2 separate regions of the Homo sapiens genome follow, and region 1 is linked to region 2. Evidence: read pairs that join two places in POLR2A ChIA-PET (ENCODE). Cell type or tissue: B cell. All regions are shown on one strand. Each heading gives the region's core, and the rest is flanking DNA. Links, peaks and the distances in the headings are about the cores only.

Region 1 (8,080 bases), core at 2,173-4,672, 180 kb after region 2:
TTCAACTTTTCCTTCTGTCTATCCTCTTTCCTTAACTTCCTCAAGGTATTGATGCTGCGGGGCTCTCCAGTGGATGTCCTATAGTCTATTTCTCTGGAACCACCAAAGACAGGGATTCTTAAAAGTGTGGTCTGACCCTAAGATTCTTTCAGGGGATCCATGAGGTGAAGACTTTTTTTTTTTTTTTTTTTTGAGATGGAGTCTCACTCTGTCACCCAGGCTGGAGTGCAGTGGTACGATCTCAGCTCACTGCAACCTCTGCCTCCTGGGTTCAAGCTATTCTCCTGTCTCAGCTTCCCGAGTAGCCACCACTCCTGCCTAATTTTTATATTTTTAGTAGAGATGGAGTTTCACCATATTGGTCAAGCTGGTCTCAAACTCCTGACCTCAGGTGATCCACCCATCTCTGCCTCCCAAAGTGCTGAGATTACAGGTGTGAGCCACCGCACCTGGCCAAGACAATGTTTATAATGATACTAAAATGTTATTTGTGGCTGGGCATGGTGGCTCATGCCTGTAATCCCAACGCTTTGGGAGACCAAGGCAGGCAGATCACTTGATGCCAGAAGTTTGAGACCTGCCTGGGCAACATGGTGAAACCCTGATCTCTACAAAAAATACATAAAATTATCTGGGCATGGTGGTGAGTTCCTGTAGTCCCAGCTACTCAGGAGGCTGATGTGGGAGGATCACCTGAGCCTCGGAAGTCGAGGATGCAGTGAGCCATGATCACGCCTCTACACTCCAGCTTGGGTGACAGAGTGAGAACTCTGTTTCAAAAAAAAAAGAAGCGAGAGGATCACTTGAGCCCAGGAATTCAAGACCAGCCTGGACAACATAGTGAGACCCCCATCTCTATTTTTAAAAATAAATAAATAAATTTTTTTTAAGTTATTTGCCTCTTTTACTCACATACTCTCACATGTGTGCATTGGAGTTTTCCAGATGTTGAAGACATGATGACATCATCCCTCTGACACCTATTGGAATGTATGTCACAATGTGTATTATTGTGTTTAAAATGCTGTGTTTTAAGGGCCGGGCATGGTGGCTCACACCTGTAATCCCAGCACTCAGGGAGGCCGAGGCAAGCCGATCACTTGAGCCCAGGAGTCAGACCTGGCCAACATGGTGAAACCTTGTCTCTATGAAAAATAAAAAAATTAGCCAGACATGGTGGTGCATGCCTGTAATCCCAGCTACTAGGAAACTGAGGCAGGAGAATCACTTGAATTTGGGAGGCGGAGGTTGCAGTGAGCCGAGATTGTACCACTACACTCCAGCCAGGGCAACAGAGCGAGACTCTCATTTAAAAAAAAAAAAAAAACCTGTTTTATTTATTTATTTGAGACAGGGTCTCAATCATTCGCCTAGGCTGGAGAGTAGTGGTGCCATCTAGACTCACTGCAACCTTCACCTCCCAGGCTCAAGTGATGTTCCTGCCTCAGCCTCCCACGTAGCTGAAATTACAGGTGCATGCCACCACACATAGCTAATTTTTGTATTTTTTTGTAGAGACAAGGTCTCACTATGTTGCCCAGGCTTGTCTCGAACTCCTGAGCTCAAGCGATCCACCCACCTTGGCCTCCCAACGTGCTGGAGTTACAGATGTGCACCACCACACCCAGCCCAGTTTTAATTTTTAAATGCTAAGTGTTGATAGATATAACTCACATAAATAAAAACTCTCTGGGATTCTCAATTATTTTCAAGAGTATAAGAAGGTCATGAGACCAAAACATCTGAGAATTGCTGCTCTAAGATAACCAAATCTACCCTGGGAGGAAAAGGCTGAGGTTTTAAAGCACAAGTTATTTTCAAATTATATTTTTAGACATTAAACACGTGTGCATGCACGCACACACACACGTAGAGAAGTCAGTGAGAATGGTTAAGTGAGGACTTCTGAAAATCCCTCCCTCCATAAAAGCAGTAAACACTGGCAAAGATTGGCAGAAAAGGCCAGGTGCAGTGGGTCACGCCTGTAATCCCCTGCACTCTGGGAGGCCAAGGCGGGCGAATCAACTGAGGTTGGGATTTCGAGACCAGCCTGACCAACATGGAGAAACCCCATCTCTACTAAAAATACAAAATTAGCCAGGCATTGTGGTGCATGCCTGTAATCCCAGCCACTCAGGAGGCTGAGGCAGGAGAATCTCTTGAACCCAGGAGGCAGAAGTTGCAGTGAGCCAAGATCGTGCCCTTGCACTCTAGCCTGGGCAACAAGAGTGAAACTCCATCTCAAAAAAAAAAAAAATTGCCAGAATCAACTTTCTCAGAACTCTGTAAATTAACCTAAGGCTTGCAGCAATCAGAGTGAATTTTATTCAAGAAAAATGGCTGAACCTCAGTAAGAACAGTACGTTTTATAGGCATTTTAACATGTCCTATTACACTACCACCACCCCACCACAGCTCTGCAGTAGCCTAGAAACCACCCCACAATCACAGTGAAAAACAGCGCCTGACAGTCACTGGAGGGAATAGAAAGGGGTTGGGGCTCCTTCAAAACCCCATTCCTAGAGAATTGTCATTACTAGACATGCCTGGTTGTTCCTTGTGTAGGGGAGGGAAAAATCTGCTTCTCTTTACCCCTCTAGGTTATTTGGCTAGGCTATTAATTAAATTTATCTAAAACAGATTAATAGGAGAAAAACCATTTTAATTACATGCATATGTACAGGAGTCCCTCAAATCTCAAAATATGAGACTCAAAGAAGGGCCGGATGATTGAAGTTAATATAGCATCCTGAGCTACAGAAAGGAGGAAGTCAGGGCTTCTGGGAAACGATGGAGACAAATTATGGGATGGTGAGAGAAGAAAATGTATGGTGAGTAAAGGTTACCTTGTTACAGATAAAAGTTCCCCAAGTGGTAAAACTTGTCTCAAAGCAGTTCTCTTCCTGGTATAAATACCTCTACTAGTAAAAATTTCTTTTATAGATGTAAATTTTTCTTTACAAAAGGGGTGTTTTATAATTCATTTCAGACAGTTGAGGGGAAGGCAAGGAGATTTTTCTATGTTGGCTGGTCTTTAATTTCTTTTAGCTCAAAAAGATCAGTATGCCAGGGTGGCATATTTTGAGATGGCATATTCTGGTCTCCTGCACTCATATTTTTGGATGGTGTGTCCTGAAACTCAGCACCCAGAAGACGTCACTTGCAAGCTTTGTCCTTATTTGATCTGACGCAAAGCTCACCAAGTGTGAACAGGGTTTTCTCTGGGAGCATTTGTTGACAATAACCAGTGACAATTGTTTAACATCACAGCTGTCTGAGATGGTGGGTAATCATTGGAGCAAACAATAACTAAAAAGCTTAATAGGAAAGGCTGAGGAGTGAAATATATACAGAGGGCTTTGAAAATCTCTGACGTATTTCTTGGATTCTAGAAGTCCACACATATACATAGGGTTGTGCACATGCCCAGGGCTGTGTGTGTGCTCTGGAAAGACCTGAGAAGGCCCTAAGTTCTCACTCTAGCTGATCTTGAGGCTCTGTGTGGCCTCATCCTTCACAGGATGGGGACCCACTGCCACCACCACCAAATTCCTGGTCTCAGAGTCATGTAGAGAGGGCCTGGCCATCTTGACTACCACAGCACAGCACACTCTACCCCATGCCTGGTGGTAAATGAGCTCTTCCCTCTGGTCACATAAAAGGACCTCTTCCAGTTGCCCCATTGACACCCATTTTAGGCCCCAAACCCACCTCTCTTCCCGATTAAACTGTTGCCTTAGTAGCTCATTAGCTTATAACCATAGGGCGAAGTCCCGTCTCAGGGAAACTATTGCTGCCACAGGGTTGTCAACCAAGGAGAAAAGTGTGAGAAAATGACATGTTGTAAACCACTTGCTTTAACATCAGGGTGGCACATTCAACCTAATGCTTGATTGACACTGTACGCTTGGACTTACAGTCCTCTCTCTATATATATGGGGGGGGGGTGGGGGGAGAGAGAGAGAGACAGAGAGAGAACTACGGGGCCTCCTAAGGAGAAGAGGAAACCACAAATGAAGGTCAGAGACAGAAGTGGATAGAAAGCTGGGAGAGGGAAACAGCTGTGAGCCTGATTAAATCCCACCATGACAGCTATGAGGCCCAGGAGTTGACAGCCCATTTCCACCCAACCTCAAAGATTTCCAGTCCACGCTGGAAATCTCCAGGCCTAGAACTGGGATGAAGGAATATTGTACTCTAAGTTTCCAGGAGAACAAACTCATGATAAGCTGACTTGGTTCAGGTGATCCTAGAATAACTAAGGCTGTAGGCATGGTTACCCATGACCTGAGTTTGAGCTTACTGGCAAGCAAGTAAGTAGTGAACCCGGGCTATCATTAGGTTCATCCTCAGTAGCTGGAGGGGACTAAAAGTGAGCCGGGCATCTAAAGTGATGGCTTCAAGGGTAGTGTTTTGGATTCAAACCAATTCAATAATGCATTTTTGTAATAATGACCTGGAAAAAAAATGTTTTAAAAAAATAAACTTATCAATGTTGGTCAAAACCATCATTAATGCAGTAGTCAGATCTGGAAATATTTAATAGGAAAGTATAAAAACCGGTCTTTTATGGCTGCAGCTCTAGAGGAGTTGTATGCTTTTTTCATTTATTTCTGGTATTGCTGATACTCTTTGAACAGTTTTGTTTAAAGAAAGGGTACAACACTAAGTTTCAGGAAGAGAGAAATTCAGCCGTGGTCTCGCTGGTTGTATTTTTAAAAAGTCATTTTATTAGACCATTTTCACATTGCTATAAAGAACTATTTGAGACTGGGTAATTTATAAATAAAAGAGATTTAATTGACTCACAGTTCTGCATGGCTGTGAGGCCTCGGGAAACTTACAGTTGTGGCAAAAGGTGAAGGAAAAGCAAGCACCTTCTTCACAAGGCAGCAGGAGAGAGAGAGGGAGGGGTGAGAGGGAAAGTGTCACACTTTTAAACCATCAGATCTCGTAAGAACTCATTCACTATCACGAGAACAGCATGGTGGAAACTGCCCCCATGATCCAATCACCTCCCGTCACGTCCCTTCTTCAACACATGGGGATTAAAATTAAAGATGAGATTTGAGTGGGGACACAGATCCAAACCATATCAGTCTTATCTTCATGGTGTCTCTGTTTCTTCATCTGTACAAAGAGAGTTAAACCTGAGGACTTTTTAAAATGAATTTGTGTGTGCATGTGTGTTTAAGTTATAGAATGTTTCTATTCACTCTTTTAGAGTTCTCATGACAACCCTGTGAGACAGTTTATTTATTTTATTTTATTTTATTTTTTTCTTTGAGACAGAGTCTCGTTCTTGCCCAGGCTTGAGTGCTGTGGTACAATCATGGTTCATTGCAGCCTCAACTTCCTGGGCTCAAGCAATCCTCCCACCTCAGCCTCCTGAGTAGTTGGGGTGGGAAGCGCATGCCACCGCACCTAGCTAATTTTTTATTTTTTTGTGGAAACAGGGTCTCACTATGTTGCCCAGGCTGAGATAGAGATTATTAAGTCCATATTGTGGTTGATAAAACTGAGGTCTGGAAAATTTAAGTCTTTTCGTTTCTGAATATTTCCAGATAAAATAAAAAAGAAACTGTTTTGTTTTTTCTTTTCTAAATCCTACTCATCTATATCAATTAGCTATTGTTGCTTAGTAAACCATTCAAAAACTCAGTGGCTTTAAAAAGCAAGCATATCTATTGCTTACATTTCTACAAGATGACTTGGGTTTGGCTAATCTAAGTTAAGTTCAGATAGGGTGCTCTACTTCTCACCTGCCAGTTTATGTGTCAACTGGAATACCTCTGCTCTATGAATCTACCAACCTCCTGGGACCAGTAAGCAAGCCAAGGTATCTACTTCTCATGCTGCCAGCAGAGACAGAAGAGGATGAGAAGTGACAGTCGTGAGGCTTTTAAGTCCTATGATTAGAACTGGCACACTATCATTCTCACCCACATGCTACTGGCCAAAAAAGTCATATGGGCAAGCCTAGAGTCAAGAGGTAGGACATATATTTCACCCATGAAGAAGCATTGCAAAGGTTTCAGGGATGGCCAATAAGTCCTTCAACCACAACCTATCTCTAGGCCATAATTATTCATGTCTCTCACACATACAAAAATATCAATACATTCAATCCCAATCACGGGACCTTCAAAAGTCTTACCCATCCTGTCATCATTCTTAAAGTCCAGCACCTCATGTTCTACCTGAGGCTTGATCCAGCTCCTCTTGATCTGGAGACCAATGAACAAAAAAAGGGTAAGTCCATCCACCATCAGCATAGATCCCTGCATTACACACACACACCCAATGTACAATGGTGGAATAGAGGCAGAATTACCACATTAACTTCCGTTTGAGAGAGAATTATTGGAGACCCATAGCTGTCACAGTTCCACAGCAATTATGAAATGAAATCCCACTGGGCAAATGTTGCCATTCTTCCTTACTTTGTGATAGAGTCTGTTCCTTGATTAGGCTGTGGTTCTGTTCACTGGGAGTGGCTCTGGTGTCCTTGTCCTCCACAGCTCTTGGTTCCACCCTTTGGGAGAGTCTTCATTTTCCATCCTCCTCAGCCCCTTCTGAAGAGAACTTTAGAGAATAAACCATTTTGGTCTGCTGAGTAACTTTCTCGGCCAGCTTCATGGCATTCAAAATTGGGAGTCCAAACAATCTCAGTCTCTTCTAATGTAGGCTGACTTTGTCAATACAGTTTTCTCAAGGCTTTGTGAGTTTTCTTTGTATTTGATTTGAGTTCACTCGCATGTCAAAAGCAACACCCAAATTATTTTAGAGAAATACCTCTTTCTCTAAATCTTATTTGGGGTACAGCAAGCTGTTATGGGTCCACACCCTTTAAGCTACCCAGAAACCCTCTTGTACATTACCTTATTCCTTTCAAGGGATTTGAAAAGTATTTTGGTCTACACTGGGCTGTAATAATAACAGTAATAATAATAATAAAGAAGTATGTTACAGCCACACCCATCATTTGATCTTAAGCCAGAAGCCATATCTTACATGGCAGTCCCTGAATTTCATCTTTGCTCCCAGAGTATGTCAACTGCTGGCTGGAGATCTACTGTCTCATCTACACTCATAGATGAAAAACAGTTTTATTTTTCAACCCAGAAGCTCAAAGTTCTTTATCTTCTAAATTCTACTTAAAAGCTTGCCTGGGCCGTGCCCAGTGGCTCACACCTATAATCCTAGTACCTTGGGAGGGCGAGGAGGGTGGATTGCTTGAGGCCAAGAGTTCAAGACCAGCCTGGGCAACATGGCAAAACCCTGTCTCTACTAAAAATACAAAAATTAGCCGGGTGTGGTGGTGCATCCCTGTAGTCCCGGCTACTAGGGAGGCTGAGGCACAAGAATCACTTGAGCCTGGGAGGCAGAGGTTGCAGTGAGCGAGATCGATATTGCACCAGTGCACTCCAGCCTGGGTGACAGGGCAAGACCCTGTCTCAAAAAAAACAAAACTTGCCCATTCTTTCCTGAGCCCACCTCTTTCCTGCAGTATCTTGTATGCAACTAAAAGCAATTAACTCACATATCCAACATTTTGCCTGGAAATTTCTTTGCCTAAATCCAAAAGTTCATTAGATGACATTTTATATCTCTCAAGTTCTACAGGCAACAGTTTGAATAAATATTTGGTAAATACATAACACAGGTCGCCATTTCTTCTAGCCTTCTCTGAGGGAAAAAAGCAGGTTTTCTCTCCCTCTACTCACACACTCAAACACAGAACACTTTTGTGATCAGACATATGGGGTTGGCCTCTGCTAACCACAAGGCAATTATCCAGTGGACACCAATTGGGTATCTTATAATTCTATTCTGACACCATCTACCTGGAGATAGTGACAGATCTCACAAGTTGGGGGCTGGGTCCAATAAGACTGCACCCACTTCAGATGCCATTCTAAAATCTGCGCCACCCATTCTTCTGACCCAACAGCTACAAACCAGGGTTTCCACGACCTCTTTTTAGCAGGGAGGTTCATTAATTTGCTAGGATGACTCAAAACTCAGAGAAATGCTTACTTACATTTACTTGTTTATTCACTTATTTTTATTTATTTAT
Region 2 (8,080 bases), core at 2,975-5,474:
AATTTATTGGATTAGAAAGTGTCAATGTCCTAATGTCATGCAAAACCATGTTCTGCCTTGTTAATGGCAAAACCCACCATTTGCACTGAGCATCCTTTTATAAACTAGAAAAAGGATATAACCTCAAAAGAAGAGTAACCTTTTAAAATGAATACAGTGATACTTGAGAATTACATAGCCCACCTTTTTTCTTGATTCTAAGAACAGGAAAAAGCTTCCTCCTCTCTCTCTGATCAGTATGTAACCCTGTGTACCAGAGGATGAACAAGACTTTTTCCAGGGGCCCCACAGCCTCCCTCAAGCATTTAATGAAAGTGGAAATTCTGATGCAAGAATATAAAAATTTGCCTGTCATAACCCTTTCTCTCTTCTTTTTCTTTCTTTCTCTACTGCACTGATAGCAAAGAATGCCAAAAGGAGGAGAGAGACTTTCCAGACTGGGAAGTGCCAAAAGGGAGAAAACTGAAAAAGATAGGGAAATCTGTGGACATCCTGAGTCTTAAATGGTCACCGTGATTTAGGAACTTGTCCCAAATCCACCAAATAAAAATATATGCACCCTTTGATGAATGTGTAAGCCTTTCTGCTTTGAGAGTGGGATTCAGAAAATAAATAAATAAATAACATGAAAAACATCTTTTGGAGCTGGATTAAAAAAAAGCAACTGGAAGAAAATAAATCAAGAAGAAAGATTTCTAGATGTGTATCACAAACACTGGGAGTTGGGTCCAGTTGCACAGGGGATTAAGAGATTCATGAATTTAATAGAGTAGCCCCCCTTATTTACAGGAGTTATGTTCCAAGACCCCAGTGGATGCCTGAAACCTTGGATAGTGCTGAACTCTATATACACCATGTTTTTTCCTATACATACACACATATGATAAAGTTTAATTTATAAATTAGGCATTTTAAGAGATTAACAACAATAACTAATAAAACAATTATAACAATCTACATACAGTAATAAAAGTTATATGAATGTGATCTCTCTGTCTCTCAAAATACTTTATTGTACATTACTCACCTATTTTCAGACCTCAGTTGACTATGGGTAACTGAAACCACACAAAGTGAAACCTCAGATAGAAAGGGGACTACTGTAAATGTTTATGGAGCACCTACCCTGTGCCTGCTTCTCTCCCCAGCCACTGTGCTAGGTACTGGGATTCTAGAATATAGGATCTAGCAATCTAGGAACACAGTAACAAAAGTACACAAAAACCCATGTCCTCAAGAGGTTTGGAGTTGAAGGAAGAGAGGAGGAGACAACACAGAAAACACAAAATGAATAAGTAGATTATATAAGTAAATTATACTTTATATTAGAAGAGATATATTCTGAAGGAGTTAAAAACTATGCCCCTCTGGCATAGTGACTATTTTGAGTTAAAGGCACTTGAAAAATAGCAGATGCAAGAATATCACTCTGACTCTCATTCTGTTTCTTAAAAGCAGAATATTAAATTCCTCTGTGAAATAAGTCCTCCCTAAACTAGAATGACAGTATCATTCATTCTAGTTTCTAAGGTAACTGAGGCTGAGGGAAATCTGTGTAAACAAATCTTGTTAAATGAGAATTTATCCTCTCAGCCACTTCTCTACCCAAGTAACTACCCAAGCCCAAGCCCCTTTGCCTTGTTACATTTACATAGTTTACCACTTTCTGTCTAATTCAGCATGTAAGTGTTCCACTCTCACTGCACTGTAGTATCTTCATTTTCCAATGAAGCCTCTTGTGCCACAGAAAACTATTAAATGAATTTGTATGGTCTTTTTGTATTAATCTGCCTTACATCAATTTAATTCTCAGGTTCAGCTGGAGAAATTGTAGTAAGAATAGAGGTAAAATTTTGCCTCCACTACAGTTCAAAAACATAAAGATTATATTATATATTTTTAAGACATAGGGTCTCACTTTGTCACCCAGGCTGGAATGCAGTGGTGTAATCATGGCTCACTGCAGCCTCAACCACCAATCCTCCTGCCTCAGCCTCCCAAGTAACTAGAACTACAGGTGTGTGCCACCACATCTAGCTGATTTATTTTTTGTAGAGACAGGGTCTCGCTATGTTGCTCAGGCTTATCTTGAACTCTTGGCCTCAAGCAATCCTCCTGCCTCAATTCCCAAAGTACTGGGTTACAGATGTGAGCCACCATGCCCAGCCAAAACCATAAAGATTTTTATTATGACTTGCAAGGAGCAAAGACTATGTGTTTCAGTCAGCTATTGCTCCATTAAAACACACACACACACACACACACACACACAAATGCTTAAAAACATACAATAAGCATCTGTGTGTGTCAGTTGAAGGTCAATAGTTCTAGGCCAAATTATATGAATGGCTGTACCTTAAGATGTAAGTACACTTCAGCTTACCTGCTTTGCGCTTCACAGTAGGAACTCTAGTTAGTTCAAAGCATGTTCTTTCTGGGGCCAAGGGTGAAAAGACAGCAGCTACCCAAGGGAAAATTTTTCTCATGAAGATGGCAGAGGTGCATATGGACACCCAACTATGCAGGCATATTCAAAGGCCCTAATTGACTCATGCCTGCTAACTACACATTGACCAAAGTCATTGTCATGCCCAAGGCCAAAGTCAAAGTGATATGGAAATATACCACATGTCTTTGGGAGGAATTGCAGAGTTGTTAGGCAAAGGGCTTAGATATGGAAAGAAATGAAGAATTTACCAAAACTTACAAATTAACCTATATCTTGAGGAAGAGAAAAACAGCCCCAGTAGCCAGAACATTAACAGCTAGGACTTGGAGTTGCTGGGAGCTGGCCTGGCTCTCACAGCAAAGCTCTGGTCAACTCCTATTGGATATAACCAATCTCAAAAAACACCAACAGGCAAGGACACTTTGTGGCCATTATGACTTGAGATAAAACAACACAATTCATAATCATGGTGAGTAAAAATAAAAAACAAGGACATCGTCAAATAACAAAAGTAACCAAACATCTCCTCCTTTCTGGCTAATATGTCTACTGCTTCTTTACCAGTTATAGTGAGAATCCTGCTTTATCCTCTTGGTTTGTTTGTTTGTTTGTTTTTGAGACAGAATCTCACTCTGTCACCCAGGCCAGAGTGCAGTGACACAATCGAGAGTCACTGCAACTTCCTTGATTCAAGCGATCTAGGCTCACCCACCTCCTAGGTTCAAGCAATTCTTGTGCCTCAGCCTCCTGAGTAGCTGGAATTACAGGCATGTGCCACCAAAACCCAGCTAATTTTTGTATTTTTAGTAGAGACGGAGTTTCACCATGCAGGCTCAAACCCTGACCTCATGTGTCTGCCCGCCTCTGCCTCCCAAAGTGCTGGGATTACAGGCATGAGCCACCACACCCAGCCTATTCTCTCACTTTCTAGATAAAAATTATTAGGATATACAATCACAAAATTACGGTCAGCTAATGGTTCACCATGGCATTTTGTCTCCCTCTTTGCAACAAACCAACAAATCCAATTTTGCTTGTCTACAGGTGTGTCTCTGGTGGTCTTTGTCAGGAATTTACCAACAGTCTTGAATTCTGAAACATTAAACATCACAGACATAGAGGCAGCTAACTTTTATGTAACACCTCCCCTTTGTCCACCACTAAACCAGATTAAGGGGAGATGTGTTAAACGTGGAAGACAACAGAGCCTCTGATAAACCACATGAATAAAAAAAAAAAAAGAAAGATTTTTTTTTAAGTTGAAAAGTTTTGCATGGCATAAGCATAACCAATTTTTCATGTTTTTTGTTTAGATATGGGATGTTTAGATATGGGCCAAATGGCAGTTTCAAATATTTATTTAGCAAGTTTAGCAGTCTTTTTTGTGTGTGATTTTTATATAACATAAATTTTAATGGTCCTGTGGGCTTCATTATTTAGGAATGACATAGCATATGTAACCAATTCCTTTTTTCTTTCTTTCTCTCTCTCTCTTTTGTTTTTGTTTTTGTTTTTGTTTTTGTTTTAATGCGGGGAGGTTGGGGTTGTGGGGGGGTGGCGGTCTTGATATATTGCTCAGGTTGGTCTCGAACTCCTGGACTCAAGTGATCCTCCAGTCTCAACCTTCCAAAGTGCAAGGATTGCAGGCGTGTGCCACTGCGCCAGGCCCAATTCCTTATGATTACACATTCATGATGAAAACTGCCGAAACAGCGAAACCAAAACTAAGAAGGAAGTGAGGACAGTGATGGTTCTTAACCCGGGAGACCCAAGGCACTTGCAAAACGACCACTAGACTCCACCCCTCTAAAGATTTCGATTTAACTGGTTCTAGGGGAGAGGAGGAGACACGAGCATTTTGAGAAATCTCCCCAGTTATGTATAATTAACAACCACCGGATCACAGCTAGATAAGGAGAAATGCTAGGCGCTACTCAGGGGGTTAAGCAAAAAATCAGAGGGTCGGAAATCAGTTTTCAACTACAAGAGTCTTGCGGATCTGGAGCAGCGGTGGATACACCTCTGCCTGCGCGGAGGGAGCGGAGCTAAAATACTGTAATTTTTCGGACCTTTATAAAATAGAATCAGTAATCATGTTACCAACAGAAGGTTGTTAGTGCCAGCACACGTTAGTGTGCTAATACATACTGAAGAATACCTCTCTTAAAGGGAGCTAAAAACACCTAATTCTCAGTGAGCAAACGGGGAGGTATAGCAGACGATACCTTACTGAGGGGAAACCTTTAAAAAAGCCCAGTTAGCAGGGAAAGCCGAGCGACGAGGATGGGATTCGAACCCACGCGTGCAGAGCACAATGGATTAGCAGTCCATCGCCTTAACCACTCGGCCAGGCCTCTCCTGATATGTGTAATGTTTCTCTTCTCAACAGTTTCATTTGGCAATTCCTATTCTTTTGTTAAATGTTTTCAGTGACGGAAATAATGGATAAATGGCCCTCTTACTCTCATAAAGGAAGAAAAACTAAAGAGGAGACTGGGAGGGAGGAATAGACCCTAATAAAGATGACAAAGTACACTTTCTAAGGGAAAAATAAGAGAAATTAAAAAGGAAAAACGAATTAGTGACTGCTCCTGTTTTTTAAATCAAATTGGATTTTGTCTTTTTTCTTAGGTCATGTATATGAACACCATCATTAAACCAGGTATGTCTGTTGTTGCATTCCTGGACACTCCCTGGTAGGATTCCCAGAGGGATGCCTGCCATATGATGGCACTAACGCATCTGAGAAATAACCATTGTCTCTCCTAGAAGCCCAAGTGGGTGACTGGTAAAGTGTTGAAGTGATGGGTTACAGTCAAATTGTGATTGGTTCTGAGTGTCAGACCCTAGAGTTTGGACTGTATCTTAAAGAATCGTGGGGCCATCTGAGGGATTTTTGTTTTGTTTTTGCTTATTTTGCACAAAGAAATGTGATGAAAATGATACTTAGTGTTGTCATTTTTATTATCTGTTTGTATTTCATTTAAATTCTAAATTAAAAAAATAAATTTATTTTTATAGAGACAGGGTCTCACTATGTCACTCTGTTGCACAGGCTAGCCTCAAACTCCTAGGCTCAAGCAATCCACCCACCTTGGTTTACCCAAAGTACTGGGATTACAGGCATGAGCCACCATGTCCAACCTTTCTTTGGTTGTTTCTGACTCATTTCATCACAATCAGAGAAGTCAGTCTGATGCTAATGTTCTGTGAAATTAGGCAAAACAGAAGAACCCCATGACTTAGCAGTGACTGCCTGGCCGATTCCTGACAATATGCAGGCCTAGTGAATACGGTCAGACCAGTTCCTGGATACCAGGGGCTGTTTTCTCACCTATACCCAATAAAATTACAAAAACAATAATATTGTGTATGTGTGTGTTTTGACATGATGTAGCATTAAAAAAATAAGGCCGGGCACAGTGGCTCACACCTGTAATCCCAGCACTTTGGGAGGCCAAGGCTGGAGGATCGCTTAGGCAACATGACGAAACCCCGACTCCACAAAATATACAAAAAATTAACCGAGTGTGGTGGCTGGTGCCTGTAGTCCCAGCTACTTGGAAGGCTGTGTTGAGAGGATCAGCTGAGCCTGGGAGGGCGAGGCTGCATCAAGCCATAATCACACTACTGCACTCCAGCCTGGGTAACAGAGTGACAGAGTAAGACCCTGTCTCAAAAGCAAAGCAAAGCAAAGCAAAGCAATTAAGAATATGATCAAGATTCAAACTGTATCCCCTAGGGAGTTACCAAGGAATTACCTAACAAATATCAGACATATTAGGTATCAAATCACCATCAAAACATAGCAGGCCAGGAAATGTACGAATTTTCATTTTTTTAAAGCTTCAGTTAGCAACAAATTCTAAAGTGTTCTGAAAAGAAAAACTATTGCTTGGTCTTGATTGTGTTTGGATTAGAAATTATAAAGCATGATAAACAAACCTGGACCTGAAGGGTTCATTAGTTCTTTGATTCATTCAATGTTTTGATGAATATTTATTGAGCATTGCGTATGTTCCAGGCATTGTTCTAAGAACAAATGTATATGCCACACACAAAATTCCCTGCCCTGGTGAAACCTAATTATGTAGAAATAAGCAATAAACAACTTATAAAGCAAAATATAGGCCAAGCACAGTGGCTCACACCTATAATCATAGCACTTTGGAAAGCCAAGGCAGGCAGATTCCTTGAACTCAGGAGTTTGAGACCAGCCTAGGCAACATGGTGAAACCTCATCTCTACAAAAAATACCAAAATTAGCTGGGCGTGGCGGTGCACATCTGTAGTCCCAGCTACTCAGGAGGCTGAGGAGGGAGGATCGCTTGAACCCAGGAGGTCGAAGTTCAGTGAGCCAAGATTGCACCACTGCACTCCAGCCTGGATGGCAAAGTGAGACCTTGTCTCACCAAAAAAAAAAAAGCAAAATACACAGTATGTCAGAGGATGGTATATGCATAGGAGTGGTGGCAAGTTAAATAGGGTGGTCAGGGGAAAATTAGCTCAGTGGTTTTCCATGCTGCACATTTGAATCCATAGGGAACTTTTGAGAAGGATTCATGTCAGGGCATTATCCCTATAGATTCTAATTCACTTGTTCAGTCATGATATTAAAAGAGAGTAGCAGTCAAGCTCTTCAATACTGGCTTGATCATAAAGGAAGATACACAATGGAAAACTAGTTTTAAAAAGGTGAGGCAAGAGATAATTTTCCCAATCCAAAAGGTACCAGGAATTGCTCCCAATACAGCACTTCCTGACCAAGCAAAAGAAGGTGTCTGCAAAATATCAGTCATAGCATTAGACCAGCTCCAATTAGGGCTTATTCTGCCCTGAGGTCTTTACAGTGTTTAACAGTGTGGTGGCCACACTTCCTGTGTAAACTCCTCCCTTTGAATGTTGGCTGGATCTAGTGACCTGCTCCTAACCTACAGAATATAAAAAATGTGATAGGATATTACTTTCATGATATCTCATGTGAGATATGTGTCTGTTGTTTTAAGCTGCCAATTTGGGTGCAATTTGTTATACAACAGATAACTAATACATGCAGGAAGGCCTGATCAGCCAGAGAGCAGTGGATCCTATGGCTGAAAGGGAGTATAGTTGAGAATGTAAAAATACAAGACATCATTGCCATAAATTTGCCAAGTCTGAGTTCAGATGCTAATCATTACATCATAGACCCTTTCCATAAGATTCTCCTATTGAAAGACTTGTGTATAAGCTTGGTGTAAATCTATACATTATCTTTTTTAAAAAAGCCATGACCAATAGATTAAATCTAAAGAGCATTAACAAATGCCTGCTATTTATTAATAAAGGGTATGGTAGGCTAAATAATGACCCCCAAAATAGGTCCACAACCAATCACCAGAACCTGTGAATAAGTTACCTTATGTTACCTTAAGTGGTCAAAGGAATTTTGCAGATGGGATTTCATTGAAGATTTTGAGATGGGGAGATTATCTTGGATTATCTAAGTGGGTCCAATGTAATCAAGAGGGTCCTATAAAAGGAAGGCAGGAGGTTCAGAGTCAGGAAAAGAAAATGTGACTACAGAAGCAAGAAGTGATGCAAGGAAGGGGCCACTAGAAGCTGAAAACGCCAGGAAAATGAATTATCTCA

What was found. Peaks named below come from ENCODE experiments on the same cell type or tissue, not always from the same donor. Only the 100,000 strongest peaks of a DNase experiment are listed, where the experiment ranks them.
Region 1: POLR2A ChIA-PET joins it to region 2 with 8 read pairs; 4 of 35 experiments call an interaction of 5 or more read pairs at or near these places.

What each region holds. Positions count from the first base shown.
Region 1 is chr6:26,481,560-26,489,639 of GRCh38, forward strand. LOC285819 (a long non-coding RNA gene) reads right to left here and starts at 950. Exons shown (of 4, transcript NR_038992.1): 1 at 913-950. LOC107986583 (a long non-coding RNA gene) reads right to left here. Exons shown (of 4, transcript XR_001744057.3): 2 at 6,444-6,585; 3 at 6,158-6,227; 4 at 5,090-5,130. In B cell, for the core only: no CTCF peak of the experiment used is centred there; no DNase peak of the experiment used is centred there.
Region 2 is chr6:26,300,766-26,308,845 of GRCh38, forward strand. It overlaps TRS-GCT6-1 (tRNA-Ser (anticodon GCT) 6-1), which reads right to left and starts at 4,808; the gene lies at 4,725-4,808. RefSeq lists an enhancer at 4,231-4,550 and a silencer at 4,631-4,820. In B cell, for the core only: no CTCF peak of the experiment used is centred there; DNase peaks (open chromatin) are centred at 4,476 and 4,706; H3K4me3 peaks cover 1,552 bases; H3K27ac peaks cover 1,514 bases.